Regions from separate parts of the Homo sapiens genome. Here region 1 is linked to region 2. A link is an interaction called in ENCODE POLR2A ChIA-PET data of the cell type or tissue named here. Cell type or tissue: OCI-LY7. All regions are shown on one strand.

Region 1 (2,500 bases), 1.7 Mb after region 2:
GTGAGACTCCGTCTCAAAAAAAGAAAAAGAAAAAGAAAAAAAAAAAAGCCAGGCATGGTGGCATGTGCCTGTAGTCCCAGCTACTCAAGGCTGAACTCCCACTTAAGCCTGAGATTTCAAGACTGCAGTGAGCTATGGTCTCACCACTGCACTCCAGCCTGGGTGACAGAGTGAGACTCTGCTTCAGCAAAGAACAGTTATGTCACACCCCAAAACTCCCTTGTAGCCACACCCTTCCCCTGCCCCGTGGCAACCATTGATCCGTTCATCATTATAGATTGTACTTTCAAAAATGCCATATAAATGGAATCATTTAATATGTAATTTTTATTTTATTTTATTTTATTTTATTTTATTTATTTTATTTTATTTTTTTTTTTTTGAGACAGAGTCTTGCTCTGTCGCCCAGGCTGGAGTGCAGTGGCGCAATCTCGGCTCGCTGCAAGCTCCGCCTCCCGGGTTCACGCCATTCTCCTGCCTCAGCCTCCCGAGTAGCTGGGACTACAGGCGCCCGCCACTATGCCTGGCTAATTTTTTGTATTTTTAGTAGAGACAGGGTTTCATCATGTTAGCCAGGAGGGTCTCGATCTCCCAACCTCGTGATCCACCTGCCTCGGCCTCCCAAAGTGCTGGGATTACAGGCATGAGCCACCACGCCAGGCCTGTAATTTTTAAAGACTGGATTCTTTCACAGCACATGATACCTTTGAGATTCATCAAAGTCACTGCATGTGTCAATATGTCTTTCCTTATTGCTAAGAAGTATTCCACTATATGGCTATACCATACCTTGTTTATCCAGTGGAATGCTGCTTAGCAATAAAAAGGAACAAATTATTCATACATACAACAGTCCCCAGGTATGGGGCTTCTGGTTCATACTGATGCAGGGTAGGTAGTCAAGGAAGTAACCAGGGTCTCAGGACACAGCAATCATGCTGACCATTCAGTCAACACAATAAGCCTCAGCATTCACAATGCAACTGAGCTAATTCAAGCAAAGCTATCTGCAGTAGGGAATTTCCCATGTAGACAGCATGCAAACTTTGCGGTTCACCTCCCCTCCCCTCCTCTCCCCTCTCCTCTCCTGTCCTTTCCTTTTTCTGAGATGGAGTCTTGCTCTGTCACCCAGGCTGGAGTGCAGTGGTGTCATCCCGGCTCACTACAACCTCTGCCTCCCAGGTTCAAGCAATTCTTCTGCCTCAGCCTCCTGAGTAGCTGGGACCACAGGCACATGCCACCATGCCCAGCTAATTTTTGTATTTTTCTGTAGAGATGGGATTTCATTATGTTGGCCAGGCTGCTCTCAAACTCCCGACCTCAGGTGATCCACCCACCTCAGCCTCCCAAAATGCTGGGATTACATGCGTGAGCCACCGCGCCCGGCCCTGACAGCATGCACACTTTGATTTTACCTGGTCTCAAACTGACCCTTTGCTTATTTTAATAGTAAAAAATACACCCCTGGGTGGAAATTTAAGATGGTAATGAGACATGTGGTGTATGAACAAGCATGTAAACTACTGTGCATGTGCACCCAGAAGACCACCCAGAACATGCTTACTAGTAACTCCTCTTTCCACTTCCTTATGAATAATCACATAAGACTCCCATAAAGGGAGTCTCCTTAGTGCCAGTTTTTGCTGTCTCATCCTTAAATGAGCAGCCTACCCTGAATCCTCTCTCTGAGTGTGCTGCCCATTCTGCACTTAATTTTCAAAATCCTCTTTCTCCTTTACAATAAATAACTCTATGCTGCACTTTTTTTTTTTTCCCGAGATGGAGTCTCTCTGTGTCGCCAGGCTGGAGTGCAGTAGAGTGATCTTGGCTCACTGAAACCTCTGACTCCCTGGTTCAAGCAATTCTCCTGCCTCTGCCTCCCAAGTAGCTGGGATTACAGGCATGCACCATCACATCCAGCTAATTTTTGGTATTTTTAGTAGATATGAGGTTTCACCATGTTGGCCAGGATGGTCTTGAATTCTTGACCTCATGATCCACCCACTTCGGCCTCCCAAAGTGCTGGGATTACAGGCATGAGCCACCGCGCCTGGCCTATGCTGCACTTCTTTTGCTGTGTGTCTCTTGTTTACATTTTTGTTTTTTTTGAGATGGAGTCTCGCTCTGTTGCCCAGGCTGGAGTGCAGTGGCACGATCTCGGCTCACTGCAAGCTCCGCCTCTTGGGTTCATGCCATTCTCCTGCCTCAGCCTCCCGAGTAGCTGGGACACAGGCGCCTGCTACCACGCCCGGCTACTTTTTTGTATTTTTAGTAGAGGTGGGGTTTCACCACGTTACCCAGGATGGTCTCAATCTCCAGAATTCGTGATCTGCCTGCCTGGGCCTCCCAAAGTGCTGGGATTACAGGCATGAGCCACCGTGTCCGGCCTAAATTCTTTTAAACTAAGAAGACAAGAACCAGGGTATCACAATAGCCATCAACATTTGGTTAGATATATGCTTAATTTTATAACAAACTTTCCCGGTGGCTGTACTACTTG
Region 2 (2,500 bases):
AAGCAACATGATAAAAAATACAGACTTTTGAAACAAAGAGAATTGAGTTTGTAATGTGGCTCTGCCACTTCCTAGCTTATGTGGCCTCAGGTTGATAACATAAGTTCTCTGAGTGTTTTCTGCATTAGAAAATGGAGCTAGTTAGGCATATCTCCCAGGGTTATTTGGGAGCACTAAACTAGATAACATTTGGAAAAAGACTTAAAAACATATTGGTTTTCTTCCTTTCTCCTCTTTGTTATAGGATGCTGTGGTTGGCTGGTCAGCCTGGGTAAGCCAGGGAAGATTTCCTGCAGGTGGTGACTCTTTACACTGTCTTCTCCAAAGGACAAAAGAGAAGCAGATTGGCAGAGGCGGATCATGGGATGCTCCAGACAAAAGCAAGAGGAGACTAGGGTTGGCAGATAAAACGCAGGATACATACCCAATTAAAGCTGAGTTTCAGATAAACAACAAATATTTTTTGAGTAGAAAAAAATGTTTGAGATCTACTGATACTGAAAAAAAAAGCCATTATTTACCTGATATTCACATTTAATTTAGTGTCCTATATTTTTACTTGCTCAGTCTAGCAACCCTGAATGATACAGAGTTGGACTGCTTGGCTACAGTGGAGAGAGTGGGCTGAGTGTCACACAATAGGACAAGTCCCATCCTTGTACCTACTTTTCTAGCTGTTTCATAGGGGTTCTAGTTGAGAGGAAGTGACTAAATCTGCAGTATTGAGAAATTCACTTAGACTGAGTTGAATTGAGATGCTCTGAGTCATTTACACACAGAGCAAGCAGGCTGTGGAGGCTGGGCCCTTAGGACAACAGCTCTCCCAGCAGGTTGGCATCCTTTTATGCCTGGAAGCAGAGGAATGGATGACCTCAGAAAGGGTTCAGAAAGAAATGGAGGCAAGTTCTCCCCCAGTGCCTGCCCTGCTGCCTTTTCAGGCCCAGCCAGGCCCTGGCTCCCCTGCCTGTTTGAAGAGGTAGAAAGGCACAGGGCAAAAAAACAAGATCCTGCAGCAGCAGCCCCTCATGGGGGAGGTGGGTGCAGGCTGAACGCTGACTGGGCCCTTTGCTTTGTACCCATCCTGCTTATTCCCACACAACAAAAGCGCTGCTCAGCCGCCTGGCCAGCTCCATTGTGCACTTACCACAAAGTGCTGAGTCCAAGGGCTTCCCTGGCCCCATGACCTCACTCCCTCTCCCCCGGCCTAGAGGCAAGGCCAGGGAGTCAAAGCCATCCACAAAATTCCACTGAGCATCTATGCTGCTTGGCGTGTAGCCCTGGTGTCCAGAAGCCCAAGGTTCGAAATGCCCTGGTTACATATGGGGAGCTGTCATGGTCCTCTTAATGTCAGATATCACCTCTAAATCTAACAGTGCACCCCGCTGGACAGCCAGTTGTCTCATTCAGTTGTGCAATGGGTGTGCAGGCTGAGAACACAGTTTGCAACCTGTGTCCCCAAAAGATCCATGCCCTCTAGAAAACTAGACTGACAGAATACGCTGCTAAAATTTAATAAAGAAAAATATCGGAAAACAAGAAAAATGGAGTGAATTTTCCAAATTCAAAGGAAACATTTTTTATCTGAATTTTTTTTCTAAAATCTGTGCTACTTGCTCCCACTTGTCTCTATGAGAATTTAGCAAAAGATGGTATCTGACTTGGCACAGTCAGTAATGCAATTACCATGTGGTGATGAGTTCTGAGTACCTAGCATTGCTCTAAATCCCTTTATTTCCCTTCATCTGATAGCAGTGGTTAAGGTAGATATTATCACCCTATTTTGTGCCAGGAAGAAAGAAGATGGGCTTTGCAGTCAGATAGACATATACTGAAGTCCCTGCTAGGTTCCCTGGCCCAGAACTTCCCTGGCCTCTCAGAACCTCAGTTAGCTCATCTGTAAAATGGGTATTATTATCTACTTCACGGCATTGTGGTAAGGATTACAAAGACACTGTCTGGTTTTGCAGTCAATGCTCAGTAAGCTGTAGTTATTATTAATAAGGATGAACAGGAGAGACCCATACTCAGCCTGGGAGAAGGGATTCCAAGCTGGTTGCTCCCTTCATTACCACTCCTTGAGTGGCTCTGCTTTAACTTTCCTGGAATGAGATGGGGCTGGGGGCTGCCGCAAGGGAAGCAGCAGTGCCAGACAATGTCAGAGGGGGAATCCGCCAGAACTCTGTTAAAAACTATATTGAGTTGACATTTGGAAGGCTTGGTGGTCAGTACTGGAGAGCTGAGAATCCTCAATCTTTCAGGACTTAAGGTGATTGAGAAAAGTGGATTGAGGCCAGATGAGGACTTATGACTCCAGGAATGTATGATGGATATTTGTAAATTGTTCTCACAATAACCCTGATTCCCACCCGACCACCACTATAGTTCTGTGCATGTGTGTTTGGGCTTTTCAATCAAACATAAAAGCCTCGCTTCTCTGCAAAAATTAAAAATTAGCTAAGTTGATCTCCATGTACTAGCAATTCAGTAGGATGTAAAGCCC

Evidence for each region. ChIA-PET counts read pairs that join two places held together with the same protein. Peaks named below come from ENCODE experiments on the same cell type or tissue, not always from the same donor. Only the 100,000 strongest peaks of a DNase experiment are listed, where the experiment ranks them.
Region 1: POLR2A ChIA-PET joins it to region 2 with 6 read pairs; 1 of 35 experiments calls an interaction of 5 or more read pairs at or near these places.

Annotation. Positions count from the first base shown.
Region 1 is chr17:30,960,376-30,962,875 of GRCh38, forward strand. It overlaps a transcript of RNF135 not described here. Among named protein-coding and RNA genes, the nearest start is that of RNF135, 9.4 kb to the right of the region's middle. RefSeq lists a silencer at 98-147. In OCI-LY7, no CTCF peak of the experiment used is centred here; a DNase peak (open chromatin) is centred at 1,016; H3K4me3 peaks cover 676 bases; H3K27ac peaks cover 354 bases.
Region 2 is chr17:29,240,389-29,242,888 of GRCh38, forward strand. No RefSeq gene overlaps it. Among named protein-coding and RNA genes, the nearest start is that of CRYBA1, 5.2 kb to the right of the region's middle. In OCI-LY7, CTCF peaks have their summits at 1,376 and 1,575; a DNase peak (open chromatin) is centred at 1,383.